2 separate regions of the Homo sapiens genome follow, and region 2 is linked to region 1. A link is an interaction called in ENCODE POLR2A ChIA-PET data of the cell type or tissue named here. Cell type or tissue: CD4-positive, alpha-beta T cell. All regions are shown on one strand. Links, peaks and the distances in the headings refer to the core of each region. The heading gives the core; the rest is flanking DNA.

The links. ChIA-PET counts read pairs that join two places held together with the same protein. Peaks named below come from ENCODE experiments on the same cell type or tissue, not always from the same donor. Only the 100,000 strongest peaks of a DNase experiment are listed, where the experiment ranks them.
Region 2: POLR2A ChIA-PET joins it to region 1 with 10 read pairs; 8 of 35 experiments call an interaction of 5 or more read pairs at or near these places.

The regions. Positions count from the first base shown.
Region 1 is chr17:75,449,346-75,464,140 of GRCh38, forward strand. It overlaps TMEM94 (transmembrane protein 94), which reads left to right and starts at 7,290. Exons shown (of 32, transcript NM_014738.6): 1 at 7,290-7,406. RefSeq lists enhancers at 3,763-4,057, 6,987-7,036 and silencers at 7,187-7,346, 10,540-10,589. In CD4-positive, alpha-beta T cell, for the core only: no CTCF peak of the experiment used is centred there; DNase peaks (open chromatin) are centred at 7,226 and 7,756; H3K4me3 peaks cover 1,784 bases; H3K27ac peaks cover 463 bases.
Region 2 is chr17:75,317,498-75,332,292 of GRCh38, forward strand. GRB2 (growth factor receptor bound protein 2) reads right to left here. Exons shown (of 6, transcript NM_002086.5): 4 at 8,401-8,523; 5 at 4,162-4,330; 6 at 579-3,056. The coding sequence ends at 2,871. Among named protein-coding and RNA genes, the nearest start is that of SLC25A19, 35 kb to the left of the region's middle. RefSeq lists enhancers at 2,256-2,395, 2,306-3,505, 5,761-5,950, 9,382-9,882. In CD4-positive, alpha-beta T cell, for the core only: a CTCF peak has its summit at 5,720 (motif pointing right); DNase peaks (open chromatin) are centred at 5,754 and 8,504; H3K27ac peaks cover 477 bases.

The sequences.
Region 1 (14,795 bases), core at 3,788-11,787:
GACATTGCCAAATGTCCCTAGGAGGCAAAATCATCCCCCAACTGAAAGTGTACATAGGCTCACACCCAGAATCCTAGCACTTTTTTTTTTTTTTTTTGAGACAGAGTCTTGCTCTGTCGCCAGGCTGGAGTGCAGTGGCGCGATCTCGGCTTGCTGCAATCTCTGCCTCCCGGGTTCAAGCGATTCCCCTGCCTCAGCCTCCCGAGTAGCTGGGAGTACAGGCGCCCAACACCATGCCCGGCTAGTTTTTTGTATTTTAGTAGAGATGGGGTTTCACCATGTTGGCCAGGCTGGTCTCGATCTCCTGACCTCGTGATCCACCCGCCTCGGCCTCCCAAAGTGCTGGGATTACAAGCGTAAGCCACCACAACTGGCTGAATCCTAGCACTTTGGGAGGCCAAGGCAAGAGGGCTGCTTGAGAACAGGAGTTTGAGACCATCCTGGGCAACATAGTGAGACCCTATCTCTACAAAAAAAAAATTAAAAAGAGAGTCTGTGTGTGTGTGTGTGTGTGTGTGTGTGTGTACTTTTTTTTTTTTGAGATGGCGTCTCGCTCTATTGCCCAGGCTGAAGTGCAGTGGTGCAATCCAGGCTCACTGAAACCTCTGCCTCCTGGGTTCAAGCGATTCTCCTCCCTCAACCTCCCAAGTAGCTGGGATTACAGGCACCCACCTGCATGCCTGGCTAATTTGGTATTTTAGTAGAGATGAGGTTTTGCCAGGCTGGTCTTGACCTCCTGACCTCAGGTGATCCGCCTGCCTTGGCCTCCCAAAGTGCTGGGATTATAGGCATGGGCCACCTCACCCGGCCACATACATTTAAAAAATTGAGATATAGTTTAAATACACTAAAACCTACAGATTTTAAGTACATAGTTGAACGAGTTTTGATAAATGTATAAACCTACATAACTCTCACCCTAATCAAGATATGGGGCATTTCCTTCACCTCTCAAAAGTTCCCTTCTGCCCTTCTGCAGTCCATCCTTGCCTGTCCTCCAGATTCCCATCTTAGGAGTTGATATGAATGGAATTGCAGGGTACATAACCTGTTATGTCTGGCTTCTTCCCTTCCTCATGCCATTTGTGTGATTCTTTCAGATTGGGATGTGTATCAGTGGCCTCATTCACTTACTTACTTACGTATTTATTTATTTATTTGAGAGACAGATTCTTGCTCTGTCACCCAGGCTGGAGTGCAGTGGTACGATCTTGGCTCTCTGCCTCCCGGTTTCAAGCAATTCTCCTGCCTGAGCCTCCTGGGTAGCTGGGATTACAGGCACACGCCACCATGCCCAGCTAGCTTTGTATTTTTTGTAGAGACAGAGTTTCACCATGTTGACCAGGCTGGTCTTGAACTCCTGACCTCAGGTGATCTGCCCGCCTCAGCCTCCCAAAGTGCTGGGATTACAGGAGTGAGCCACCACGTCCAGCCTCATTCACTTATGTGTATGGCTGAGTAGTAATCCCTTGTTCAGATCCACCACCATTTGGGTACCTGTTCCCCAGCTGGTGGATATTCAGTTTGTTTCCCATTTGGGGTGCTTATGAACAATGTCTTTGGGTGGCCATTTATTGTTACCTAGGGATCTAACTTTTGCAGACTGTGAATGCAGTATGGGAATGGGGACCGTAGTGTGGCCAGTGCTCATGTTGTGTTGTAAAGTTGTGCCATCTATTTCTGGACCACACTTTTTTTGTTGTTTTGTTTTGTTTTGTTTTTTTGAGACTGAGTCTCGCTCTGTCACCCAGGCTGGAGTGCAGCGGCACGATCTCGGCTCACTGCAAACTCCACCTCCCAGGTTCAAGCCATTCTCCTGACTCAGCCTCCCGAGTAGCTGGGACCACAGGTGCCCGCCACCATGCCGGGCTAATTTTTTGTATTTTTAGTAGAGATGGGGTTTCACCGTATTAGCCAGGATGGTCTCGATCTCCTGACCTCATGATCCGCCTGTCTTGGCCTCCCAAAGTGCTGGGATTACAGGCGTGAACCACCACGCCCAGCCCTTTTTTGTTTTTCTGAGGCAGGTCTCACTCTGTCGCCCAGGCTGGAGTGCAGTGTCACAGTCACAGCTCACTGCAGGCTCAACATCCTGGGCTCAAATGATCCTTGCACGTCAGTCTCCTGAGTAGCTGGCACCACAGTTGTGCACCATGCCTGGCTAATTATTTTTATTTTTAAATTTTTTGTAGAAATGGAGGCTCCCTGTGTTTCCCTGGCTGGTCTCAAACTCCTGGGCTCAAGTGACTCTCCCACCTTGGCCTCCTAAAGTGTTGGGATTACAGGCTTGGCCCAGACCACTCTTTAGGGGTACAAAGACGTGTCAGAATTGTCTCGCTGGCAGTATTTACAACAATGTTCTTCAGTGGGACCTCTTGGTTGAATCAAAGGGCCCAAGAGGAGCCTATTGTCAGTGAGATATCACTACTACACGATGCAGGGATTAAAGGAGCAGCTTCTCCTAAAAATATCACTCACAACTTAGAGGCAAAAGGCTCTTTTTTTTTTTTTTTTCTGAGACGGAGTCTTGCTCTGTCACCCAGGCTGGAGTGCAGTGGCGTGACCTCAGCTCACTGCAAGCTCCGCCTCCTGGGTTGACACCATTCTCCTGTCTCAGCCTCCCAAGTAGCTGGGACTACAGGCACTCGCCACCACGCCCGGCTAATTTTTTTTTTGTATTTTTAGTAGAGACGAGGTTTCACCGTGTTAGCCAGGATGGTCTCGATCTCCTGACCTCGTGATCCGCTCGCCTCGGCCTCCCAAAGTGCTGGGATTATAGGCGGGAGCCACCGCGCCCGGCCTAGGCAGAAGGCTCTTGCCGATGGAGCAAGCTGAACATGGGAACTACCTGTTCAAGAATCAACGGCTCAGATAATTTCACCAGGCCTCACATTGCAAGTATCCTCAGTCCCGACCCCGAATGCCAGCCTCTGTCTTCATCCATTGCTATCTCCCTCCAAACCTTTCCCCTGTGTGATTCGAAGCCCATTATTTCTTTTTTATTATATACTTTTTTCTCTTTTGAAAAATTTTTTAATAGAGAAGGCATCTCGCTATGTTCCCCAGGTGGGTCTTGAACTCCTAGGCTCAAGCAATCTGCCCACCTCTGCCTCCCAAAGTGCTGGAATTACAGGCATGCAGGCATGAGCCACCGGACCCAGCTCCCTTTTTTTCTTTTCTTTTTTTTTGAGATGGAGTCTTGCTTTGTCACCCAGGCTGCAGTGCAGTGGAGCTATCTCGGCTCACTGCAACCTCCACATCCCAGCTTCAAGTGAGTTTCCCACCTCAGCCTCCGGAGTAGCTGGGATTACAGGTGCCCACCACCACGCCCAGCTAATTTTTGTATTTTTGTACAGACAGGGTTTCACCATGTTGGCCAGGCTAGTCTTGAATCCCTGAACTCAGGTGATACACCCACCTCAGCCTCCCAAAGGACTGGGCTTACAGAAGTGAGCCACTGCACCCAGCCTACTCCTGTTACTTTTAAACAAATGACTAGGTTGAAAAGATGGCTGCCAGGTGCGGTGGCTCACGCCTGTAATCCCATCACTTCGGAAGGCCAAGGTGGGTGGATCACGAGGTCAGGAGTTCAAGACCAGCCTGACCAACATGGTGAAACCCCATCTTTACTAAAAATACAAAAATTAGCCGGGCATGGTGGCACATGCCTGTAATCCCAGCTACTGGGGAGGCTGAGGCTGGAGAATCACTTGAACCCTGGAGGCGGAGGTTGCAGTGAGCCAAGATCGCGCCACTGCACTCCAGCCTGGGTGATAGAGCGAGACTCAGTCTCAAAAAAAAAAAAAAAAAAAAGAAAGGTGCAATGAGGAAGGATGCTCAGGTCAGGGTGTGGGAGGACCTTGCCCTGCTTGTGTGTGATTCTGCACGTCATTCCTGGCTCAACAGCCTGAATGAGTCCTGCTGGATCACTCTCGTTTCTGACTCACTTCTCATATCTCTGTTTAGATGAAGGGAAATCTTATAGATAAACAAGAGTGTTTTCTCGCTGATGCTTTGTCCAGTACTATGCTCTAAATTGGCCTTGACCAGGTAATCTGGAGCTGGCAGAGGTAGCTTCTGTCATTGTAACTCAGATGATATGAGATCTGAGGTGCAGAAATCGAGTTATCCCTTCCTCCTTCACCCTAAACCTTAAGTCCAGCCACTAGACTGTGCCTGTTCTACCTGCTAACTATCTCTTGAACACATTTCTTCTTCTTTTTTTTTTTTTTTTTTTTTTTGTGAGACGGAGTCTTGCTCTGTCACCCAGGCTGCAGTGCAGTGGCGCGATCTTGGCTCACTGCAACCTCCGCCTCCTGGATTCAAGTGATTCTCCTGTCTCAGCCTCCCGAGTAGCTGGGACTACAGGCATGCACCACCATGCCCTGCTAATTTTTGTATTTTTTGGTAGAAACAGGGTTTCACCATATTGGCCGGGCTGGTCTCGAACTCCTGACCTCAGATGATCTGCCCGCCTCAGCCCCCTAAAGTGCTGTGATTACAGGCGTGAGCCACCGTGCCCAGCAGTGTTAGTGTAGTTTATGTGTGGCCCAAGACAATTCTTCTTCCAACATGGCCCAGGGAAGCCTAAAGATTGAACACTCCTGAGCTAAGGGAAATGGCATGTAAGGCTGGAGGGGGAGGGACTGAGAACACAGATGGGGAAAAGGAGGAAAAGGCTGTCTTCCTGCAGGAACATAGAAAGGGAAAGAGAAGTGGATGAAGTAGATGAGAAATCTCCAAGGGAAGGCCTTGGTCTTCTTCTCAATAGACTCATCTTGGTACTCATCTGAAGACACGGGAAGCTTCAGAAAAATGAAGAAGGATTGGTATAGCTGCTTGGGGTTGCTAGACAACCAACAAGACTTGGTTAAGGGACCTCAGATCTGCAAAGCTAATTCAGGGTGAATTTAGAGTGGGCACATTGGCATGTTCTGGCTTGAGTGATTTGATTTACTCATGTAGCAAAATTTTATGGCTGAGGGGACTGACAGAGGAAGTGGTCAGGCAGATGGAGAGTTGCAGAGCCCTTGAAACTAGCAGGCATTCAGTGCAATTTCATTGAGTGATATTCATAAAACCCAGTGGAGCTGAAAAACCAGTGTGGCCAGAGGGGGCTGAGAGGTTCAAAGTGAAGTGACTGTGCTACATTTGTTAATCTTCCAAAGGCAGCCAACTAGATCTTAAGGGGTCAAGTGGAAAGATGTAATATATAGGTAGCCTGCTAGCTCAATTCAACAAATGTTAATGGATACAAGGCAGCAAGTAAGGTGCTGTGGAAACTGCTAAGATAAGCCAGCTGCCCGCAGGGAGTTTGAGGTCTTACAAAAAGAGCAATGCTGTATAAAGCAGACTTTTGCAAAGGTGGCAATGCAGACACAGAGAAGGAGGCCCAGCATTATATATAGAGAGAGTCAATGACTAAAACCCAGGGAGAGGCTGGGAGTGGTGGCTCACACTTGCGATCCCAGCATTTTGGGAGGCTGAGGCAGGAGGATTGCTTGAGGCCAGGAGTTTGAGACTAACCTGGGCAACATAGCAAGACCCCATCTCTATAAAAAATAAAAAAATTAGCTGGGTGTGGTGGTTCGCACCTGTAGTCCTAGCTACTCAGGAGGCTGAGGTGGGAGGATTGCTTGAGCCCAGGTGTTCGAGGCTGCAGTGAGCTATGATGGCACCACTGCACTTGCCAGACTGGGTGACAGAGTGATACCCTGCTCTAAAAATAAATAAATATGTACATACATACAAGAAAAAATAAAAGTCAAGAAAGGTAGCATTTGAGGTGGGCCTTTAGGTTGATTAAGTATTTATTTGCATGCTGGCTTTACTGATAAGAAAGAACCGTCAGGCTGGGTGCGGTGGCTCACGCCTGTAATCACAGCACTTTGGCAGGCCGAGGCAGGTGGATCACCTGAGCTCAGGAGTTTGAGACCAGCCTGGCCAACATGTTCAAACCCTGTCTCTACTAAAAATACAAAAATTAGCTGGGTATGGTGGCAGGCACCTGTAATCCCAGCTACTCCGGAGGCCGTGGCAAGAGAATCACTTGAACCCGGGAGGTGAAGGTTGCAGTGAGCCGAGATCAAGCCATTGCCCTCCAGCCTAGGCGACAAGAGCGAAACTCCGTCTCAAAAAAAAAAAGAAAAAAAGAACCTTTAAAGCAAAGCGTAGGGAACCAACCATGTGACGAAGGAGCAGAGGTGGAAAGGTCTCTGTCACGTTTAAAGAATGGTGGTTAATCTATGTGGCTGCAGGAATAGTTTAGCCTGTGGGGACTTAGACCTGGAAACGTATGTCTGAGTCAATTTATGAAGGACTTTGAACATCAGGCAGAAAGATTTGGACCTATTTGCAAAGGTGAACTATCAGTTTTTGTGTGCAGGTTAGTGACATGATTCTTATGGCGTTTTAGGCAACAGCTAAACTGGGTCATACAAGATTAGGTACTAAAATGCCATCTTCTTGTCCAGCTGAGAAAGGGATTTTAATTACGTAATTAAACTCATGAATGTGGGAAGGGGCTCTTACTTCACAAGGCCAACCTCAGCTCTTTCCCAATTATATAAACAAGTTTTTGTTTGTTTTTTTGTTTTTGTTTTTTTTAAACAAGCCTTCCAGACTTAGATCTCTGGGAAAAGAGAAGTAAATACTGACACAGGCTTGCTTTGTTTTCCCAAGAGAGGTCTCCCAGGCGATTTATCTAATTACCTAGAAAAAAAATTTAACTTGTTTTTCCCTTTAGATTTCAGCCGAGCTGGAAGCGGGAGGGGGGAATTGCAGTATTGCCTTAGATTTTCTAGATTTGGTTTGGACGCAATATTCGTCCTGAGGGAGTCCCTCCAAGGCCTCTCGGAGCGGGCAGCCTCTAGGCATTTGTTCAAGGCAACAAGGAGGGAGCTTAGAAGAACTTAAGAGAGGCGGGGAGCTCTGCAAAGGGCTTATTTTAAAAAGAAAGGGAAAAAAGGTGGGGCGCGCCGTCTATCTTTTTAGAATAATTCTGTAGGAAAACGAATCGGAGGTAAAGCCATGCCCTCTGGTCAGGGTTTCTGGACTAGAAACTGCCTGAGCTTTACGCACAGGAAAGGACAGTGGCTCTTCACTCTCCCGGCCGCATCACTCGGCACCTAATTCCGCCAGGCTCCCAGAGGGGCGGTTGCAGCTACAGCCTAGCACGCCGCGTAGCCAATAAGAAGCCAGAATTCCCCCTATTCTCAAATCCTGACCAATCGGTGGCCTGAACTTTAGCTCTCTGGCCGGCGCCTCTGTTGCCCGGAAGGGAGGCAAGCCCCCTTAGAGTTGCCAGTAACGGACATGGCTGCGGCCCCCGGAGGAGGGGACGTGAAGTGAGGAGGGGGTTGGGAGGGGAGAGGACGCGGGCGAGGAAGACCAGCCCCGGGGCCCCGGTAAGTACGAGAAGGCCCGTGGCCCGAAAGTGGGGAGCAAGGGGGCGTGGGGCTCGGCCTTGCGCGTCCTTTGGATTCTTGGCCAAGGAAAGGGGAGTCTGGGGTCTGCACCCAGAGAACGGCTTAAGGGGATGCCTCCTGAGGGGGAGTCCAGGGACTGGCTCTAGTCTCCAGCTCTTGACCATTGCCTTCCCCCGAGTCTTCAGACTCTTGCTCTCAGCCCTGGATTGGTCCATTGTGGGGTCTCTCGCCAGAAATAAAGCCTCTCGCCAACAAAGAATCCCTGCCCCAGGTCTGTCGTGCCTAGGCCCTGGCCCAGAGGGCTCCCAACGCCGACGCCCTGAGTATTTATTTCGAGGCCCCTGGGAGTCCTCATCCCCGACCTAAATAAAGACCGTTGTCCCGCCTGCGCGCGCTCTCCGCAGCCGCCCGGGGTCCTCGCGCGGCCGTCCCCAGCTGGATGGAGCCGGCCGAGGGGCTCCTGGCAGCCATCCCTGATCTTGCAGTTTGGAGCGGGCTTTTTTTTCTTTCCGCCTTTCCAGAAGCGTTTTCAGGCTCCTCGGAAGCTCACCATCCATGCCATCGGATAAAGTGACTCCTGTGGAATGCCCTCGTTCCTGTACCGCACACCCCTGGAGCCCAGGTCTCCTGGTTCCTAGCATGCCACGATGCGGCCCCTGCCCGCTGCCCAGCGCCAGATGCAAGCAAAGCCCCGCTCTTTCATTGGTGTGTCACCGCGGGCTAAACTTTGGCGTTGCCTTGGTCACGTGCTGCTACATCCCACCCTCTCTCCTGAGTTTTTCGGTGGCTCTTGAGGGAAAAAAGGAGGGAGCTCGTTATGGAATCTGTTTTCCTTCTGCTATGTGGGTGTATGCATTGGAGAGAAGGATCTTTTTCTCATGATTTATCCAAGACGCTCAGCTTTAGTGACATAGTTGTTATTCCGCAGGTAATCTTGGAAGATGGAAGCAGGGAGGGGGCAGTTTTAACATTTTCATTTTGCAGATGTGGAGATTGTTCGGAGAGGCAAGGCCAGGGTCACCTAGAGCCAAACTAGAATCCGAAAGTCCAGGGGCTTGAGTTCTTTATCCGCTAGACCTAGTTGTTTCCTAGGTGTGACCTGAGGAGATCAAGTTCCCTGACTCCCCTGAGCTCTTGCAGGGTGGCTCTGGGCATTAAAAGCGATGGGCATTAAAAGTAGGATCCTCCTATGCTTCCTGGCAATGACTAGGGTCTTCATACCTGGTTTGCATTCAGTAATTTTAAGAAGCCAGCAGGTAGTTCTCTGGCAGACTTCTTGTATTAATATTCATTGTAGTCTCTGTCTGTATTGGGGGCGTAAATTATTTTAGTGATTCTCAGGGCAGCGAGAGGCAGAGTAAGAGGAAGGTATGCCTCTTCCTTGGTTTTTGGGAACCATTACAGTGTCATTAGAGATGTTATTAACAGGAACGCGTTGCATACAGGAACAGCGTGGAGGCAGAAAAAGATTGAGAGCCATTGAAGAGAGAAGAAATGGCACTGTGGTATCTCTTTATAGTACTTTTGGCAAAAGAAGAGCTGATCTTGGTATTCTGAAGAGGTAGTTTAAAAAAAAAGTTAGATCCTGAGGCATAACTAAAAGAATACAAATAAATAAAAAAATTTAAAGCAATGGCACTAGTAAGGTTCAAAAGAGTCAAAGTAATGCCTGTAATCCCAGCACTTTGGGAGGCTGCTGTGGGAGGACTGCTTGAGCCCAGGAGTTTGAGATCAACCTGGGCAACACACTGACAAGAAAACCAAAAAAATTAGCTGGGCATGGTGGCATGTGCCTGTGTTCCCAGCTACTTGGGAGGTGGATGCCAGAGGATCGCTTGAGCCCAGAAGGTCGACGCTGCAGTGAGCTGTGATCATGCCACTGCACTCACTCTAGCCTGGGCAACAGAGCAAGACTCTGTCTCCAAAAAAAAAAAAAAGAGTCATGGAATCAAAAAGTTTGAAAATCACTGTAAAGATCAGAGCACATTAAAATGTAGACTATTGGCCGGGCGCAGTGGCTCACGCCTGTAATCCCAGCACTTTGGGAGGCAGAGGCAGGCGGATCACGAGGTCAGGAGATCAAGACCATCCTGGCTAACACGGTGAAACCCCATCTCTACTAAAAATGCAAAAAATTAGCTGGGTATTGTGGCGGGTGCCTGTAGTCCCAGCTACTTGGGAGGCTGAGGCAGGAGAATGGCGTGAACCCGGGAGGCAGAGCTTGCAGTGAGCCGAGATCGCGCCACTGCACTCCAGCCTGGGCGACACAGCGAGACTCCGTCTCAAAAAAAAAAAAACAAAAAAAACAAAAACAAATAAAATGTAGACTATGGTGGTTAACCCTAGAACAGGAGACAGCATGTTCAGATAAAATCCTCAAACATTGCAAGTCTTAGCTGCTATGTTAGCTCTAACTTCCTTGCTCACTGGTTCTCTTTGTCAAAACTGCAAACAGGGAAACTGGTGGATACTGTGGAGTAGTGCAATGACCAGGGAGGTGAAGTACAAACCATCTTCTTCATCATCAGCCCCCAAATAATTGAGAGTTAACTGCCCTTGAACCACCAGACCACCATGCCCCTTGTTTGTGGTGACTTGACATCAGATGAGACTGGGAGAGCCAGGCCTTGACAGTGAAATGGAAGAGAAACCCCATGGCATTTCTATTTTGAGAAGTTGCTAGGTGTGCCAGCTCCTAGTGCTGAGAACCAGCCTTTTGGAAACCTTAACTCCTGTAGAAACTAATGAGAAATGAAGGTTGTGATCGTCCTGTTCCTGCCTGCTGCTCTCTCCCTAAGTTGGGCTTGAGAAACAGTTTCTATAGGAGAGGGAGGAGTCCTAATGTAAATACCACCTACACCCAAGGCTGTATGTATTTAGCTTAATCTGATGAATCAGGTTGAACTCGTACCTTAGCAGTCTAAGCCTGAACGCCATAAAGCCTTTAAGTCCATTCCTGGTGTTCAAGTGAGAAGGTTCTGGGTCAGGCGTGGCACTGGTTGGTAAATATGTGTCAATATTTCTTATCTTACTATTGTGTTAGTGTTGTTTTTACGATGGTGTCTTTCTTTACCCAAATGATAGGATTTAAAAATATTGTTTAAAGCCCGTTTCCAAGCAGGCCTGGGTTTGTTTATAGCAGCACAGGTGAACTAGAGGGTAGGCCATGGCTGAAACAGGAATGCTTTTCTTCCGAGCAGACCCGCCAGCCAGAATGTGTGGTTTGGTGATCAGGGGTTTGTGTAATAATAAGCTTTGCCTGTGGCCACTGAGACGGTAGTAAACAGTATGGGTCACATGGCATGACAAGTAGGTTAAGGGCCAGATTTAGACACTGATGGCCTGCGTAAGGAGGAGCAAACCACACACTGCTTGCTTTGGGTTTCTCTAGCTCCCAAGGCCAGAAGTGATGGGAGAGGGGTGAGGGGTGTCAGAGAGAAGAACCTTGAAAGGCTTAGAGTGGTATTTGAGGAACCATAAATTTTAGTGTACTATAATTAAATGAACCCAATTTTCATAACTTCAAGGGCTTCTTGAAAAAGGGGTTCATGGTACCAGTCTTGCTTGGTAGGGAGGTGAATAGAAAAATACTGGGAAACACTTAAAAAAGATGTATGCTGGACAAAGACTCAGGTGTACTGAAAGAGCGTAAACCTTCATTATGTTGACGTGAAAGCCAAGTAGGGAATGTTGCTTAGCTATAAGGCAGAGCCTATTGCAAAATCAGAATCAGGAGCTGCTGATTTTTTTTTTTTTTTTTGAGACAGAACTTGCTCTGTAGCCCATGTTGGAGTGCAGTGGTGTGATTACGGCTTACGGCAGCCTTGATCTTCTGGGCTCAGGTGATCCTTCCACCTTACCCCCTGAGTAGCTGGGACCACAGGCACATGCCACCACACCTGGCTAATTTTTGTATTTTTTACAGAGACGGTTCTTGCCCTGTTGCCCAGGCTGGTCTCAAACTCCTGTGCTCAAGGGATCTGCCTGCCTCGGCCTCCCAAAGTGCTGGAATTACAGGTGGCCAGAAGTTGCCGATTTTTAAAATTAAGGAAAAAAATACATAGTATAACATTTTCCATTGTAACCAGTTCTGTGGCATTAAGTACATTTGCATTGTTGTGCAACCCTCATCACTATCCATCTCCAGAACTTTCTTAGTTTCCCAAACTGAAACTCTGTCACCATTAAACATTTAACTCCCCATTTCCCCCCTGCTCCCACCCCCGGCAACCATCTTTCTACTTTCTGTCTCTGTGATTTTGACTATTCTAGAAACCTCATATAAGAGGAATCATACAACATTTGTCCTTTTGCGATTGGCTTTTTTTTTTTTTTTTTTTTTTTGAGACAGAGTTTTGCTCTATTGCCCAAGGCTGGAGTGCAGTGGTGTGGTCTCAACTTACTGCAATCTCCGCCTCCCGAGTTCAAGCAATTCTCCTGCCTCAGCCTCCGGAGTAGCTGGGAATATAGGTGCACACTACCGTGCCCGGCTAATTTTTGTATTTTTAGTAGAGCCGGGGTTTCGCCATGTTGGCCATGCTGATGTCGAACTCCTGACCCCAGATGATCCGCCTGCTTCGGCCTCCCAAAGTGCTGGGATTACAGGCATGAGCCACCGTGTCCAGCCTGAAGTTGCTGATCTTTTAAAGACATATTGGATACATTCACATGGTTTGAAAATCAAAAGGCACAAAAGTATATGTATTCAAGGGCAGAAAAAAGTATAAAAAAGAATTTTTTTAAAAAGTATATATAGTAAAAATTCTTCCTGCTCCCAACCATTCCCTAGCCACTCAGTTCCAATTTATTAATTTTTCCTTTTGTGGATTATGCTTTTGGTACTGAATCTAAGAAATGTAATCCACAGTAGGCCGGGCGCAGTGGCTCACGCCTGTAATCCCAGCATTTTGGGAGGCCGAGGTGGGCGGATCACGAAGTCAGGAGATCGAGACCATCCTGGCTAACATGGTGAAACCCCGTCTCTACTAAAAATTAGCTGGGCGTGGTGGCGGGCGCCTGCAGTCCCAGCTACTCGGGAGGCTGAGGCAGGAGAATGGCGCGAACCCGGGAGGCGGAGCTTACAGTGAGTCGAGATCGTGCCACTGCACTCCAGCATGGACGACAGAGCAAGACTCCGTCTCAAAAAAAAAAAAAGAAAAGAAATGTAACCCAAAGTCACAAAGATTTTTTCCTATCTCCTATATAAATTTTACAGTTTTTTTTGTTTTGTTTTGTTTTGTTTTTTTTTTTTTTGAGGCAGAGTCTTCTTGCTCTGTTGCCCAGGCTGGAGTGCAGTGGCACGATCTCGGCTCACTGCAACCTCTGCCTCCTGGGTTCAAGTGATTCTCCTGCCTCAGTCTCCCAAGTAGCTGGGACTACAGGCGCCCACCAGCACTCTCAGCTAATTTTTTTGTATTTTTAGTAGAGACAGGGTTTCATCATGTTGGCCAGGATGGTCTCGATCTCTTGACCTCGTGATCTGCCGGTCTCGATCTCTTTACCTCGTGATCTGTCAGCCTCGACCTCCCAAAGTGCTGGGATTACAGGCGTGAGCCACTGCGCCTGGCCTGAATGTCTTTTATAAGCAGAGTTGAGCATCTTTGCATATGGAGAAGCTATTGGATTTTTGGTTTCACATTCTCTCAGGGTTAGAATTGTCTTCCTACCCTCCACCTCATGTATTAATTATCTCCATAATTTCTCAGCTTCTGCTTGGTTCCCTCTAGTGATGGGAGCTCATTGCTTCACAGGGCAGCCTATTCCATTTTTAAAAATATACAGTTCTAAGGCTGGGCATGGTGGCTGACACCTGTAATCCCAGCACTTTGGGAGGCCAAGATGGGAAAATCGCTTGAGGCCAGGAGTTCGAGACCAGCCTGGTCAACATAAGTGAGACCCCATCTCTATTAAAAAAAATTAAAAATATACAGTTCTAGGCTTGACTCAGTGGCTCATATCTGTAATTCCGGCACTTTGGGAGGCTGAGGTGGGAGGATTTGCTTGAGCCCCAGAGTTCTAGACCAGTCTGGGCAACATAGCAAGACCTTGTGTCTACAAAAAAAAAAAAAGCTGGTCATGGTGGCATGTGTCTGTGGTCCCAGCTACTCGGGTGGCTGAAGTGGAAAGATTGTTTGAGCCCAGGAGTTTGAGACTGCAGTTGCAGTTAGCCATGATCATGCCACTGCACTCCAGCCTGGGCAACAGAATGAGGACATGTCTCCAAAAATAAAAAAAGTAAAAAAAAAAAAAAAAAAAAAAAAAAAAAATATATATATATATATATATATATATATATATATATATATATACACACACACACACATATATATGTGTGTATATATATGTATATATATACGTGTATATATGTATATATATACACGTATATATATGTGTGTGTGTGTGTGTGTATATATATATATATATATACAGTTTAAATTATGTAGAAAGATACTGTACATTTTAAGTCTCAGTCTACTTCTTATAGCATCCTAGTTCCTGTTTTGGGGCCTCCCAGAGTAAGCCTGGCCCTTCTCACTGCTTGTAGCCATTATACCTTTCTAGCCCTGCTTGCACCCAAAGTGTGTTTTTAGGGTACTGGCTAAGCATCTTCAGTTCATTCTGCCATTTCTCACGTCTTAGTTTCTCCAACCTGGTTGCTGCTCTCTGAAATCCTTCCAGTTTTGTTAGTGTCCTTCTTAAAGTGTGTGATGCGCAACTGAACAAGATATTCCAGGTATGCTCTGACATGTACAGAAATCAGACTTCCTCGTCTGTTGTTAGGGACACAGGTATCTGTTAATGCAGCCTAAATGTGAATGAACTTTGAGTGAGCATACACTCATATTGAAATTGCATCTAACTAAGCCATTTGTGGTAGTTTTATACAGTAGTTTTTGAACCTAAGTGCAGGACTTAATATTTTTTCCAGTTAAACTGAACCCCTTTGATTTGGCCCATCACTTCAGCCTGTTGAGAGCTTCTTGGATTTTGACTTTGATCTCCTTTCCAGGTTTATGCTATCCAAGAATTTGATTAGCATACCATCTGTTTCCTCACCCAAGTCATTGATAAAAATATTGACTGTAATGCCACCAAGGATAGAATCCTACAGCTTGCTATTAAAAACTTCCCTCCAGCTTAACACAGATCTATCAATTAGTACCCTGTGGGCACAACTATTAAACCGAATACAGATCCACCTAACCGCATTTTTGGTGTGTTGGGCATGGCTGGCTTACAAGCACAGCTAATGAAGATTGTGCTAGAAGGGATTAGAAGGACAGCCAACTCCTCATCTTGCCCTCAACCTGAGCCTTGGGCTCCCACTTAGTTCTTTTTGACCTTGTTTCTGAGCTTGGCAGCAGGAGG
Region 2 (14,795 bases), core at 2,276-10,275, 130 kb before region 1:
GCCTCTCAAAGTGCTGGGATTACAGGCATGAGCTACCATGGCCAGACCTCATTTCTTTTTTGTTCAGTCTTCTTTGCCTCTGTAGCCAACGTGTGTGTAAATATGCCTAGTCTCACCCTAAAAGCAGCCTATTGAGCAAACAAGTATATTTCAGTTACTCAGCATATTAAAACCGTTTCTTCACAGGTGTTTCTGTCCTTCTTCTTGTTTAACACAGAAAACAGGAGAACCAAATAAGCCAAGCTCTTTATCTTCCCAAAGCCCTTGGTCTAGACCAGAGTTCCCAAAGCGTGGTCAGTGGTTTCTCTACATCAGAAACAGCGGGCGTGTCTGTGTCCTCAAAGGCAATGTCCGAGGATGTGGGGCGGGGTTTGCGATTCTGTATTGTTAACAGGCTCCCCAGGAGTTCCTGACAGCCAACTGCAGGCATCGCTCCCAGGAAGGCCTGTGAGCCCCACATGCTCCCCTAGGGGGATGTAAGCTGGGTGATCACGTCTGAAATAAGGACCCAAGATTCCTGACTCCCCGATGCGGTTTTTAAATTTTTAAGGCAGGCAAGGGGAAAAAAAGATACCAAGTGAAGAATTCATTGTGTATTTATTATTCACAGTTAATCACTACCTACCAAATGCTATCCGCAGAGTTAAAGGATTAAGTACATAGGTCTTTATTTAAACACTGATTTTTTTTTTAAATATATACACACAAAACTTAGTTCAGCAAGGCTTCATGATATACACCAATTCCAAAATAAAACAATCAAATGGTCCAGGTGTAGAATGCCAGATTCCTTTTATCATCTGCGAGGAAAAGAGAAGCAGGATGAGGAAGAGTGAGGGAAGGCGGGGACAGGCTCTGCCCAGAAGAGCTGCCGCCTCCTGGCACAGCAAACGCTCCAGGCCTGGGCCCTGTTCATATCTGGAGTCGGAGGGAGACTCCCATCGGCCGCTTTGGGACTGAAAGGCCCAAGGCTGTCACCAGCTCCCGGAAGAGAGGGAGGCAGTCTTGTTTTTGTCGTGGGAAGGGGTTTGGGTGGAGAAAAAGATTACAGGCACATCACCACAGGGGACCAGAAGTGGAGAGAAGACAGAGAGTTCTGCCGAGGCCTTGGTCTTCCTGTCTTTCCAATCTTGCCTTCCCCAACTCTCCCTGCTTCCTGGGACCATCGGTAGGGGTGGGGAGCAGCAGTCAACACAGCCCACTGGGAAGGGAGGCACAAGCAGCACTCCAGCTTCCCAGTGCTGCCCTCACACTCACCTGGACAGGTCAGGGGACACAGGATGAAAGCCATGGCCCAATCTAAGAGCAAGACAAGTGAAAAGTGAGTACTCTCACTGTGTACCCCAGCATAGGAATAGTGAAACCTGCTACAACTGGAGGCTGCGTTCCCATGACTTCCTCCTCCGCTCTCCTTGTCTGGGACTTGCTGGTTCCAGGGGTGCATATAGGGAGGGGGCGGGGGCCACAACCCCCGAGACGGTGAGGACAGGCTTCCGACCCCCCTGTAAGCCAGATCCAGTGGGATGTGGGAGAGCTGGGCGGTCACCTTCCCTCTTGCCCCGGTGGCCCATCACACTCACACTGCACCCTGGGCAAGCAGTTCCCTGAACCCCCAAGGGGCTCACAACCCTTAAAGCTGGAGCTTAAAGCCTCCTGGCTTAGTACAAGCAGGAGAACGCCTCACCTTCCACTCCTGCTTTGTCTCCTTTGCTCTACCCTGGCTCCCCTGCCCGGAGGGAAAAATATTTACACAGAGTAGGAGACAAATTGGCTGAAAAGCTCTGGACTGCCTTTAACTTATTTTAAAACAAAACAAATTAAAAAAAAAAAAAAAACACCACTCAGAAGCAACCCTTGAAATAAGGAAAAAGGCACTATGAAAAAACAACATGCTCGATAATCCCACTGGAAGGGCCAACAAAGTGGAAAGAGACAGGCTTTCAGGTGGGCTTTTTTTTTTTTTTTTTGAGACGGAATCTCGCTCTGTCACCCAGGCTGGAGTACAATGGCACGGTCCCGGCTCACTCAACCTCCACTTCCCAGGTTCAAGCGATTCTCCTGCCTCAGGCTCCCAAGTAGCTGGGACTACAGGTGCGTGCCACACCCGGCTAATTTCTTATTTTTAGTAGAGACGGGGTTTCACCATGTTGGCTAGGTTGGTCTCGAACTCCTGACCTTGTGATCCGCCCACCTTGGCCTCCCAAAGTGCTGGGATTACAGGCGTGAGCCACCGCGCCCAGCCCAGGTGGGCTTTCTCAGGAAGCCATGGAAGCAGAGACATGCTTTCCTTCTACCCTACTCTACTGTGAACTTGGACAAAATACACTGGGGGTCTGGGCTGGAAGGCAGATTCCTACAAGTCCCCTCCTCTGGAGGAAGCTAAACAGCAAAGGCATCGAGCGGCCCTGCCCGCTCCTTTTTGTGTGTATATACGAAGAACACAGGAACAGCTGTTCTTCTTTCAGTCATTCCAACTAAAACAGACATTTTGCATAGAGAGAATACCAGCCCACTTGGTTTCTTGTTTTTTATTATTGGCGTCAGCTAGGACTATACGTGGCCTTAAACGTCATGCACTGATGGACAGAAGAGAAAAAAGGATGAAAAAAAAGACAAAGGAGGGGAAAGAGGAGCAGCAGTGAAAATTTGTAATAAAAACTCTTCTTAATTTATAGGTAAGTTTTGGCATTTTTAAATCCAACGCCCCCTCCCACCCCCTAAAGTTCCAACCAAAGTGAGAGGGTCACAGGGTGACCCGGCCAGGTGTTCTGCACTCCCTCACAGGCTGCTGTCAGAGGCAGCTTGTGGGTTTAATTCTTTTGTATGTGTTTTACATTTTTCACTTTCTTTAAATAATTGCTTCTTGACTCTTAGACGTTCCGGTTCACGGGGGTGACATAATTGCGGGGAAACATGCCGGTCTGCCCGTGGCAAGCTCCTTTCCACCAGTTGGGGTCTGAGTTATCCATGACATGGATAAAATCTCCCCGGCGGAAGCCCAGCTCTCCATCCTCCTGGGGATCAAAGTCAAAGAGGGCCTGGACGTATGTCGGCTGCTGCAAAACAGGAGCAGGAAAAACCCACATTGCATTCCTGGTCTGTGACTGGCCACCTCCGAGGCCAGATGGGTTCCAGGGGGAAACGAATGCGTGCCAAATTCTCCATGTTTCTTAAACTCACCTCCCATCTCCCAACCCCCCGTTTATTCTTACCTATTCTAAGTTTACAGGCCAAGCGGGTTTAGTGTGATATTTCCCAGTGCTCAGAAAATATTAGAGTATGTCTCCCAGAGGAGGGTGGCCAACTGTGCCGTATTATCAAGTAGAGGGCAGGCAGTGCTTGGAGGAGAAAGTTCTTCAGAAACAGCCATCTGTGTTTAGGCCGTGGGCCCAGAATCGCAAATCCCTTCTACGACACCCTTAAGGTATTAAAGCCTAAAGTTCTGGAGCTCGAATAACATAAGGGGCTCTAACCGTAACTTACGACCAGGGCTCGAGGGACAGGAACGGGTGCCGACCCCATTCCCTCACAAGCATAGTTTTCCTCATAATTTGCTTCCAGGGACAGGATCTTTGGGTGGGTGTGTTAAAGACCATCTCCCTAGAGAGGCTGGCAAGCTGGCTACACACTGCCTCTGGAAAAGCAAAAACCTTGTATTTGAAACAACAAATCTTTTTTTTTTTTTTTTTTTTTTTTTGAAATGAAGTCTCCCTCTGTCGCCCAGGTTGGAGTGCAGTGGTGCAATCTCAGCTCACTACAATCTCCACCTCCTGGGTTCAAGCAATTTTTCCATCTCAGCTTCCCGAGTAGCTGGGACTGCAGGTGTGCGCCACCACATCCAGCTAATTTTTGTATTTTTAGTAGCGACAGGGTTTCACCATGTTGGCCAGGCTAGTCTCAAACACCTGACCTCAAGAGATCTGCCTGCCTCGGCCTCCCAAAGTGCTGGGATTATAGGTGTGAGCTACTATGCTGGGCCAGAAAAAAGAACTCTTTAGTGTGAATGGAGGGTAACATTTTCAGTAAGGAGCACAGAAGCCCCAGCGGCAATCCCTGAAGGGCGCCCGCATGTTGAGGGGCGCCTCCCCTTTCCTACAGGAATGCACACTGAGGAGCTATTCTTAACTAAAAATGATCCCATCTCACCCTGATGAGGCTTACCTGTGGCACCTGTTCTATGTCCCGCAGGAATATCTGCTGGTTTCTGGAGACAGATGTAGATCTGTGATAATCCACCAGCTCATTCAAAGAATTGAACTTCACCACCCAGAGGAAGTACTTCCCGGCTCCATCTCGGAGCACCTTGAAGTGCTGCACATCGTTTCCAAACCTGGGAGGGACAGAAAGCACATGTGACCGGCTAAAGGCTCTAACTTGGCAAATCGAGGGTATTTCCATATAGGAGCTATCTCGAGAGAACCACTGTCCCAGCAGCACTCCTCAGGGACTGCAGAGCAACAAGTTTCCTCACTGGGTGTCCCTGGGACGGACCTCTCCCTATGAATGATGGGCACCAGGACAACATCCAGAAACCAGAGAGGGACAGGCCATCAGTCATTCTCATTCTGAAGATGTTTGTAAGATAAAGAGTCCAGGCCGGGTGCGGTGGCTCACACCTGTAATCCCAACACTTTGGAGGCCGTGGTGGGCAGATCACCTGAGGTCGGGAGTTCGAGACCAGCCTGGCCAACATGGAGAAATCCCATCTCTACTAAAAATACAAAAGTAGCTGGGCATGATGGTGCATGCCTGTAATCCCAGCTACTCGGGAGGCTGAGGCAGGAGAATCACTTGAACCTGGGAGGCCGAGGTTGTGGTGAGCTGAGATCGCGCCATTGCACTCCAACCTGGGTAACAAGAGTGAAACTCTGTCTCAAAAAAAAAAAAAAAAAGAGTCCATGTGCCCTGAACCCTACCAAATAAAAACAGCCGTACTTAAGACAAAGGAGTGTGACTTAACATCCTTTGAATAAAAAAATAATTAAAATCTTATATGCAGGAAGAAGGTGAGGAGGGCTGGAAATACTTTCAACAATTCTCTCGTAACTGGGAATAGTTCAAAGTAATGTTTTCCATTCAGGAATTTTAGCTCCACTCATGGGGAAAAGGTCTCTGAACAAAAGGACGTACTGGGACAATAAAAGAGGCCCAGACTTCAAAACCCAAAAGCTTCTCCATCACTAGATCACACCCTTTTATACTGGCAAGCAAAACCGGCAACAGCGTGGCTGGCTGGTACTAGCTCACAGGGTCTGTCACAGGATATTTGGCTAAAACACCAGCCTAGCGAGGGCGCTTCTGCCTGTCCTGTTCACCTGGCCGGGCACTCTCGGCATTCTCGGCCGGATGCGGTGGCTCATGCCTGTAATCCCAGCACTTTGGGAGGCCGAGGTGGGCGGATCATAAGGTCAGGATATCGAGACCACCATGGCTAACACAGTGAAACCCCGTCTCTACTAAAAATACAAAAAATTAGCCAGGTGTGGTGGCAGATGCCTGTAGTCACAGCTACTCGGGAGGCTGAGGCAGGAGAATGGTGTGAACCCGGGAGGAGGAGCTTGCAGTGAGCCGAGATTGGGCCACTGTACTCCAGCCTGTGCGACAGAGTGACACTCCATCTCATTAAAAAAAAAAAAAAAAAAAAAGGCATTCTCTGAGAGTGCTTGTTCAATGAATGAATGAGTCCCTCCTCTCCTTCAGTCTTTCAGCTGATGGAAACCAAAGGCTTCAGAAAATCAATCCGGCAGGTGGCAGCACTGAGCCTCAAGGAAGCCACTCAGCACAAGATGCCTCGCATTTGGAAAAAATACTGCTTTACATGTTAAGACAAAATGTGGAAGGTGAGAAAGCTTCATTAGCAAGGGTATATTCCACGGCACTTCTGGCCCCACAGAGGCCCACTTCCACCCATGCAATGCAGGTGGTTTCTAAGAGCCCAGGGCCCCAATAATGAGCAGTGTTTCAAATCACAGGCTCAAAACATCCTAAAACTAAGAAACATCTGACAACTGTTGATTCTTGAACCTTTTTTGCAGAGGTGTGTGTGTTGTTAAAGAGAGTCATGACACCTGCTTTGCTTCTAAAACAATAAATGCATTAAATCCTTAAAAGATTCTACTTGAGAAAATGGAAGTTTGAGAGTTTCTGCTGAGCAAACAGGCAGCGTCCAGCCGAGCACGTGGCTGCCCCCGTGGTTTTGGCCACCACCCAGTGATTTACTGCTTGTTCCCCTCATCTTATAAGGTTTCAGTTACACTTGGGTCAGTATAAAACTAAAGAAAGACAGGTGTCACACATGTTTTTCTTTTCTTTTTTTTTTTTTTTTAAAGATGGATGGAGTCTTGCTCTTTCACCCAGGCTGGAATGCAATGGCTCAGTCTCGGCTCACTGCAACCTCTGCCTCCTAGGTTCAAGTGATTCTCCTGCTTCAGCCTCCGGAGTAGCTGGGAATACAGGCATGTGCCACCACGCCTGGCTAATTTTTGTATTTTTTTAGTAGGGACAGTGTTTCACCATATTGGTCAGGCTGGTCTCAAACTCCTGACCTCATGATCGGCCCGCCTCAGCCTCCTAAAGGGCTGGGATTACAGGCATGAGCCACCATGCCGGGCCACAACTATAAATTTAAAATCTACGTTTCAAAAAAAAAATCTACATTTTAATCACACATTAAGTGGTTCTAAAACCAAATAAGATATTCAGTTTGTTTGTTTGTTTTGGGAGACACAGTCTTACTCTGTCACTCAGGCTGGAGTGTAGTGGCACGATCTTGGCTCATCTGCCTCTCGGGTTCAAGTGATTCTTCTCTCTCAGCCTCCTGAGTAGCTGGGATTACAGGCACACGCCACCACGCCGAGGCCATTTTTGTATTTTTTTTTTTTTTTTTTTTTTTAGTAGAGACAGGGTTTTACCATGTTCGCCAGGCTGGTCTCGAACTTCTGACCTCAGGTGATCTGCCTGCCTCGGCCTCCCAAAGTGCTGGGATTACAGGTGTGAGCCACCGCACCCAGTTTTTTTTTTTTTTTTTTTTTTTTTTTTGGAGACAGAGTTTTGCTCTTCGCCCAGGCTAAAGTGCAATGGCGCCATCTCGCCTCACTACAACCTCCGCCTCCTGGATTCAAATGATTCTCTGGCCTCAGCCTCCCAAGTAGCTGGGACTACAGGTGTGTGCCACTATGCCTGGGTTATTTTCTATTTTTAGCAGAAACAGGGTTTCACCATGTTGGCCAGGCTGGTCAGTTCATTTTTGAAATGGAAAAGTCTCACGCTTTACATCAGTTATAAATGGGAAATGGTGGCTGGAAGCAGTGGCTCCAGCCTGTAATCCCAGCACTTTGGGAGGTCGAGGTGGGTGGATCACCTGAGGTCAGGAGTTCAAGACCAGCCTGGCCAATATGGCAAAACCCCATCTCTACTAAAAATACAAAAATAAGCCGGGCGTGGTGTCAGGCACCTGTAATCCCAGGTACTCGGAGGGTGGGGCAGGGAGAACTGCTTGAACCTGGGAGGTGGAGGTTGCAGTGAGCTGAGGCATGCCATTGGACTCCAGCCTGGGGGACAGAGCGAGACTCTGTCTCAAAAATAAGTAAATAAAATAAAAGGAAAATGGTTTTCTATCCCCCATTCAAAAACAAAACAATCTTAATGTAATCTAAACTAAGTAGTGATCTGAGTGTTGAATCTAATTACTTCTTTATATATAACTGATGAAGTGATCTGCCGGACTCCTGGGGAGGGTCCTATGATAATACATTAACTAGAAAATAACTGAAAGTAAAAAACATGGAAATAACAATTTAATTCAAAATCCCGACTTCACAGCTGAGGTGTGAATTGTTTAGAATCTTCAAGTGCTGGTTTCTATTCTCCACACTCTCCATGGCGGCAGAACTTCCTGTCTTCTCCATTCCCTGCTTACCCGCTCCCTTTCACACCTGAACTTTCCACCGGGGAAATGCAAGCCCCACATCCCCTGCAGCAGCCTTCTTAAGTGACTGTGAGGGCCTAGGATGGGGCTGGTTGATTTAAGTCAGTGGACCTGAGCAAGGCAAGCCAAGGCAGCCGACAGGCGCTCCACTATCCCATTAGAGAGAGCTGCGGGAATCCCTTGGAGGGCAGAAGCTCAGGAGTGCTGGGCACTAGGGAAAACTGGCAGGCTCCAGCTGGCTGCAGGGAGCTGCTGCTCACCTCCTGAAGGCTGTGTCCACATGGGAATCTACATCCAGTGCTTCTAGAACTCATTTTGAGAGGAGCCAGAAATTAGGATTTTAATGTGAAATGAAGAAACTGTTTAGGCTAAGCCTCCACCATTTTGTGTGTAGCCAGGCACCTGACCAACGGCTTCACAATTTGGATCAGTCAGAGACAGGATTCCAGGCAACTGCAGCAGGAAATACTTACTTGACAGAGAGGGAGAAGTCCCCAGGAGCGCTCTCACTCTCTCGGATAAGAAAGGCCCCATCGTGCCGCTGTTTGCTAAGCATTTCTTCTGCCTTGGCTCTGGGGATTTTGCCAAAAAACCACCTAAGGAAGGAAGGCAAGCTGGTCAACATCTGCTTCCCCACAAAGAAACGGGATATCCAGCCTTCAAAATGTGAGTAACACAACACTCCTTGCCAGAGGAAGGGGCCTCCCTCCTCATCCTCCAGCCTCACAGTGCCCAAGATCGACACTGGGTTGGGTCCCCAGAGATGGACCTTCAAAGGTCTTTAGCCTACTCCATTTCCCAGAAAGCGACTCACCAAGGCACTAACCGTGGGTCACTCTTTCTATAGAGGGAGACATTTGAAAATGGGCCCCCCAGGCCAAAGCCCACTGGACTCCCTACTGACTCATGACAAAGGCGCCTGGGGAAAAGCTCAGGCCTTTGGGCTTGGTGTACGGGATGAACTGCCAAGGAGAGACTGGCCCCTTCCTGCAGCCATGTGATAAGATCACAGCTTCACCACAGTGGGACTAAGGGAAAGTGGGGAGGAAACCTGGACGGCCAGGAGCTGGAGGCAGGGTTACTTTTGCTAACAGCCCAAAGGCAAAAGGTTCAGATAGTATGAGGGTGCCTCTACCAGTAACTAAGGTCAGCATTCCTCTCAAGGCCTGCCTCTGGGGCCACTGCTCAGAGTTCAGCTTTCAGAAGCCACCAGGAATATTGTAATTTACCATATGCTCAGCAGCTAGCTGCAAAATTCAGATTTTTGAGGCAAGTTGCAGACTCTTCTGCTCCCAATTGCTGATTCACCTTGGCCAGAAGAAAAAGTGGCTAAATTCATGAAAAACTGTGAAGCAACTGGCTGTGGCTTATCAAGAGGAAGAGGAGAGGAACACTTCTACAAGAGCTTCAAGTCAAGCTGCCTCACTATTTCAAATGAAAACTATAATTAGGAAGAAGAAACTGTGAAAACCATGTTCTCTTCTCAAAATTGTCTTTAGTTATCATTTTTAAAAGCAAAAGTTATAGCAAATAAAGACCTATAAACATGGAAACTGGCATTCATTTAATATGCTAATTATAATATCAAAAGTCCTTTTAATGGACCAAATAGTCCATTAAAGTTGTAAATCTAACTTACATATCTTTTCTTTTTTTTTTTTTTTGAGGAGTCTAGCTCTGTCACCCAGGCTGGAGTGCAGTGGCACGATCTCGCTCACTGCAAGCTCTGCCTCCCGGGTTCACGCCATTCTCCTGCCTCAGCCTCCCAAGTAGCTGAGCAGCTGGGACTATACATAGGCGCCCGCCACCATGCCCGGCTAATATTTTGTATTTTTAGTAAAGATGGGGTTTCACCGTGTTAGCCAGGATGGTCTCGATCTCCTGACCTTGTTGATCCGCCTGCCTTGGCCTCCCAAAGTGCTGGGATTACAGGCATGAGCCACTACGCCCGGCCCTTTTTTTTTTAGATAGAGTCTCACTCTGTCATCAAGGCTGGAGTGCAGTGGCACGATCTCGGCTCACTGCAACCTTCGCCTCCTGGGTTCAAGCAATTCTCCTGCCTCAGCTTCCCTAGTAGCTGGGATTACAGGCGGCCACCACCACGCCCAGCTAATTTTTGTATTTTTAATAGAGACGGGGTTTCACCATATTGGCCAGGCTGGTCTTGAACTCCCGACCTCGAGATCTGCCCGCCTCAGCCTCCCAAAGTGCTGGGATTAAAGTCGCGAGCCACCACGCCCGGCTAATTTACATATCTTACTTATAAGCAACCATATTGGAAGATGTACCTAAAATAATATACTATACTCAAATTCAAACAGAAAGATGTGATCTGCTAGGAAGGATACACTTAGAAGCTGCCCTTAGTAACTTTGTCCTTGTGTGTGTGTGTCAGCCTCTAGGGACTCTTAGTAACTCTGAATAGTCTGACATCTACCTGCTTGGAGTCTTTCTCATTTTGCATACTCTACTGCCAGGATGCTGAGGAGCTGGGACAATAGATCCTCCTGCTTCTACAAATAACTCAAGGCTAGGGCCTGCAGTGCCTGGAAATCAGGCCACACAAGAGAAATCACATATCACTAGAATAGAATGCTCTCTAAATATAAAAGGACAGGCTGGGCCCGGTACCTCATGCCTGTAATTGCAGCACTTTGGGAGGCTGAGGTGGGGTGAATCACTTGAGGTCAGGAGTTTGAGACCAGCCTGGCCAACGTGGTGAAACCCACTCTCTACCAAAAATACAAAAATTAGATGGGCACAGTGGTGGGCACCTGTAATCCCAGCTACTCGGGAGGCTGAGGCAGGAGAATCACTTGAACCTGGGAGGCAGAGGTTGTAGTGAGCCGAGACTGTGCCACCGCACTCCAGCCTGGGCGAAAGAGTGAGACTCTGTCTCAAAAAAATATATAAATAAATAAAATAAAAAAGGAGGCTGGGTGCGGTGGCTCAATGCCTGTAATCGCAGCACTTTGGGAGGCCGAGGTGGGCGGATCATCTGAGGTCAGGAGTTCGAGACCAGCCTGGCCAACATGGAGAAACTCCATCTCTACTAAAAATACAAAATTAGCAAGGCGCGGTGGCGCATGCCTGTAATCCCAGCTACTCGGGAGGCTGAGGCAGGAGAATCGCTTGAATCTCCGGGAGGCAGAGGTTGCGGTGAGCCGAGATCGTGCCATTGCACTCCAGCCTGGGCAACAAGAGTGAAACTCCATCTCAAAAAAATTAAATAGGCCGGGTGTGGTGGCTCACGCCTGTAATCCCAGCACTTTGGGAGGCCGAGGCGGGCGGGTCACAAAGTCAGGAGATCGAGACCAACCTGGCTAACACGGTGAAACCCTGTCTTTACTAAAAATACAAAAAATTAGCCAGGCGTGGTGGCAGGTGCCTGTAGTCCCAGTTACTCAGGAGGCTGAGGCAGGAGAATGGAGTGAACCTGGGAGGCGGAGCTTGCAGTGAGCCGAGATCGCGCCACTGCACTCTAGCCTGGGCGACAAAGCGAGACTCGCTTTCAAAAAATAAATAAATAAATAAATAAATAAATAAATAAGGACACTTAACGGTATTGAGACCTTCTCAATCGGGGGGCCCCAATCAACGGTATTTAAACCTTCTCATATCGGGGGGCCCTGGGTTTCTAATATAAGTGTATGCAGCATGCATCTGACTGGGTACAGCAGTGAAAATCCACACATGGCCTCGGCTGGCTCTCCCCACACTGCCCCACACTCCCCACCACTGCCACTTCCAATAGCAATGGTGAGGGTGAAGATTCTCAATCAGCAAGGCTCTCTTTCCTCCTAGGCCCCCAAGATCTCTCCACTAGGGAGGTTTTTTCCCATTTGTAGGTATAAAATAATGAATATAAACTGAAATAGCCTAGATGTACATGAAGCAAACATAAAAAGTAAGATGCTTCCCTCAAACTCCCCAGAGGCAGCACGTGTTGGCGGTTCTAACACTTAGGTTTCCAGACCTTTCTGTCTGGTGTCACATAGACATGGCTGCTGTGTTTTCTTGCCCCCAGCTTAAAATTAACGCAATTTTATTTTCAATTAAAAAAAATAAATTGTAGTGAAGTACAAATTATAATGTTTAAAAAGTACTCTAACTGGAATTAAAACCAAAAACCAAAAAAACCACAACTCTGTTATAAGCACCCAGATCAAGAAATAAAAAATCTGGCACCAGGTGCAGTTGCTCACGCCTGTTAATTCCAGCACTTTGGGAGGCTAAGGTGGGAGGATTGCTTAAGCCCAGTAGATCAAGACCAGCCCGGGCAACACAGTGAGACCCTGTCTCTACGAAAAATAAAAAATTAGCCAGGCATAGTGGTGCACAGCTGTAGACGCAGCAACTTAGGAGACTAAGGTGGGAGGATAACTTGAGCCCAACCTGGATGACAGAGCAAGACCCTGTGAATAGCTGTCACTACTAAAACACTGAAATACCACCATTCTACATTTCTATAGCATTTTATATCATTTATAAATTTGACTTTTTAAAATGATGATATGTACATGTGACTACATGCTTACGGGTGAATTTTTTTTATTTTTTATTTTTTGAGACAGAGTCTTGCTTTGTTGAATAGGCTGGAGTGCAGTGGCGTGATCTTGGCTTGCTGCAAGCTCTAACAGGCAAATGTTTTGAAAGTCTTTAAAAAGATGGGCTTTGGGCCGGGTGTGGTGGCTCACACCTGTAATCCCAGCACTTTGGGAGGCCGAGGCGGGCGGATCAGGAGGTCAGGAGATTGAGACCATCCTGACCAACACAGTGAAACCCCATCTCTACTAAAAATACAAAAATTAGCCAGGCATGGTGGCACATGCCTGTAATCCCAGCTACTCAGGAGGTGGAGGCAGGAGAATCCCTTGAACCAGGGAGTTGGGGGTTGCAGTGAGCCGAGATCGCGCCACAGCACTCTAGCCTGGCGACAGAGCGAGACTCCATCTCAAACAAACAAACAAACAAACAAACAAAAGATGGGCTTTGGCAGGGTGCGGTGGCTTACACCTGTAATCCCAGCACTTTAGGCCAAGAGCTCGAGATCAGCTTGGCCAACACAGTGAAACCCCATCTCTACTAAAAATACAACAATTCGACGGGAGTGGAGGCACGCGCCTGTAGTCCCAGCTACTCGGCAGGCTGAGGCACAAGAATCGCTTGAACCCAGCAGGCGGAGGTTGCAGTGAGCTGAGATAGCACCACTGCACTCCAGCCTGGGCAACAGAGCAGGATTCCGTCTCATAAAAACAACAAGAACAACAACAAACAAAAAACAAAAAAAAAAAAGGTGGGCTTATACAACAGAAATAGCAAGGGCGAGAGCTAAGGGGGTGAGGGGAGAAGGCTAATTTTCCAATATAATTCTTTACTACATCCCGTAGGCTCCCATCCATATGCATTTAGTGTGAAAAGCACATATTTGGATCCACCCCTCAAGCATATACAACTCATGCTGCAGCACTAATGCCAACAATCATTTTGTAGTCTAATTTGTTAACTTGAATGCTGCATTAGCTGACATGGTGCTACATTTTATGCTTCCCTCTTCCTCCATAACCCCTGCTCCCCACCCCCACAAACAAACAAACAAACAAACAAAAAAACAGGAGGTGGTAGGATGTGGAGGAGAAGGCCTGGTACTGACCCTGACCCTATACTCATGAACATCCAGCCACAGAGCAGCCCTATACAACAGCAACTACGTCTGCAAGGCCAAACACCTACATAGGCACAAGCATGGTCTTTGTTAGCAATATGGTAGACCTGAATAAATAAGGGTTTTTAAGTTGCTAGTTGCCTTTTCAGAGCTCAGAGTGGCTGAGCACTGCCCACCCTTTGGGCAGAGTCTGCAAATAACAACACAGCTGAGCCTGTGCTGGGTGCTTCTCCATCAATTCTTCTAAAGTTCTTCATAGTGGGGACAAAAGGTCAAGGCAAGGGAGTGACTGTCCCAGTCAGCCTGGCAGTAACTACAACTTTCCAAGGAAGGTAGCCTTTCCTATCTTTCCTCAACAGTCAGATTTAAATGCCTGTGTCACCCGAAACACTGAAGAAAAATAAGAATTTCGAGCCACAGGCATGTCATATAAGAAGTGTAGTATGATGTTCTGTTGAATTCCCTTTCAATCTGAAAATATGAAAACAAAAGGGAACTGAAGTCGATGTTGTGTTTGGATCTAATGAAGGAGCCAGCAAACAATAATGGCCTTCTGCCCAAATCTGCCCACAACCTAAGACTGTTTTTTAAATTTCTACTCGATTGTTAAAAGAAAATTTTTACAAGGAATATTTGACAGGATTGTATGCAGCCCACAAAGTCGAAATTACTTGCTATCTGGCTCTTCACAGAAAAAGTTTAGCCAACCCTTGACCTACAGTTTCTTTTGAGGACGACTGAAGGAAACAGAAGTACACAAATTATGTGGCTTATATGGGACCTGGGGAGGATGTGCTGTGATCCAACAGGCCCCTCCCACTCAAGATGCGACAAGCCACCTGAAAGTCTCCGCCACCAGCTGCTGTGAAAGCAAGTGGACAATGTCCAAGGGCATTCTAGTCTGAGCGTGGAAAGCCTCAGCTCCCCTGACACACTTGTAAGGCAAGCCAGCAACTGCTTCTGTGCTAGGAGCAGGGCCTGTGAATGAGGGGTGGGTGAGAACGGGAGGACAGTGGTCTGCAGGGGCTCTCAGGGGTCCACTATGTTGCGTTATTAATAAAATCGTGACAAGGGTAGCTTCTGAAAAAAAATTAAAAATATTCACTGCTCCCAGCAGCCTGGAGGACAGCATATTTTGTTCTCTTGTAAGTAGGAACACTAAGATGGAGGGATAAACATTTATTGAGAACTATTAGATGCCAA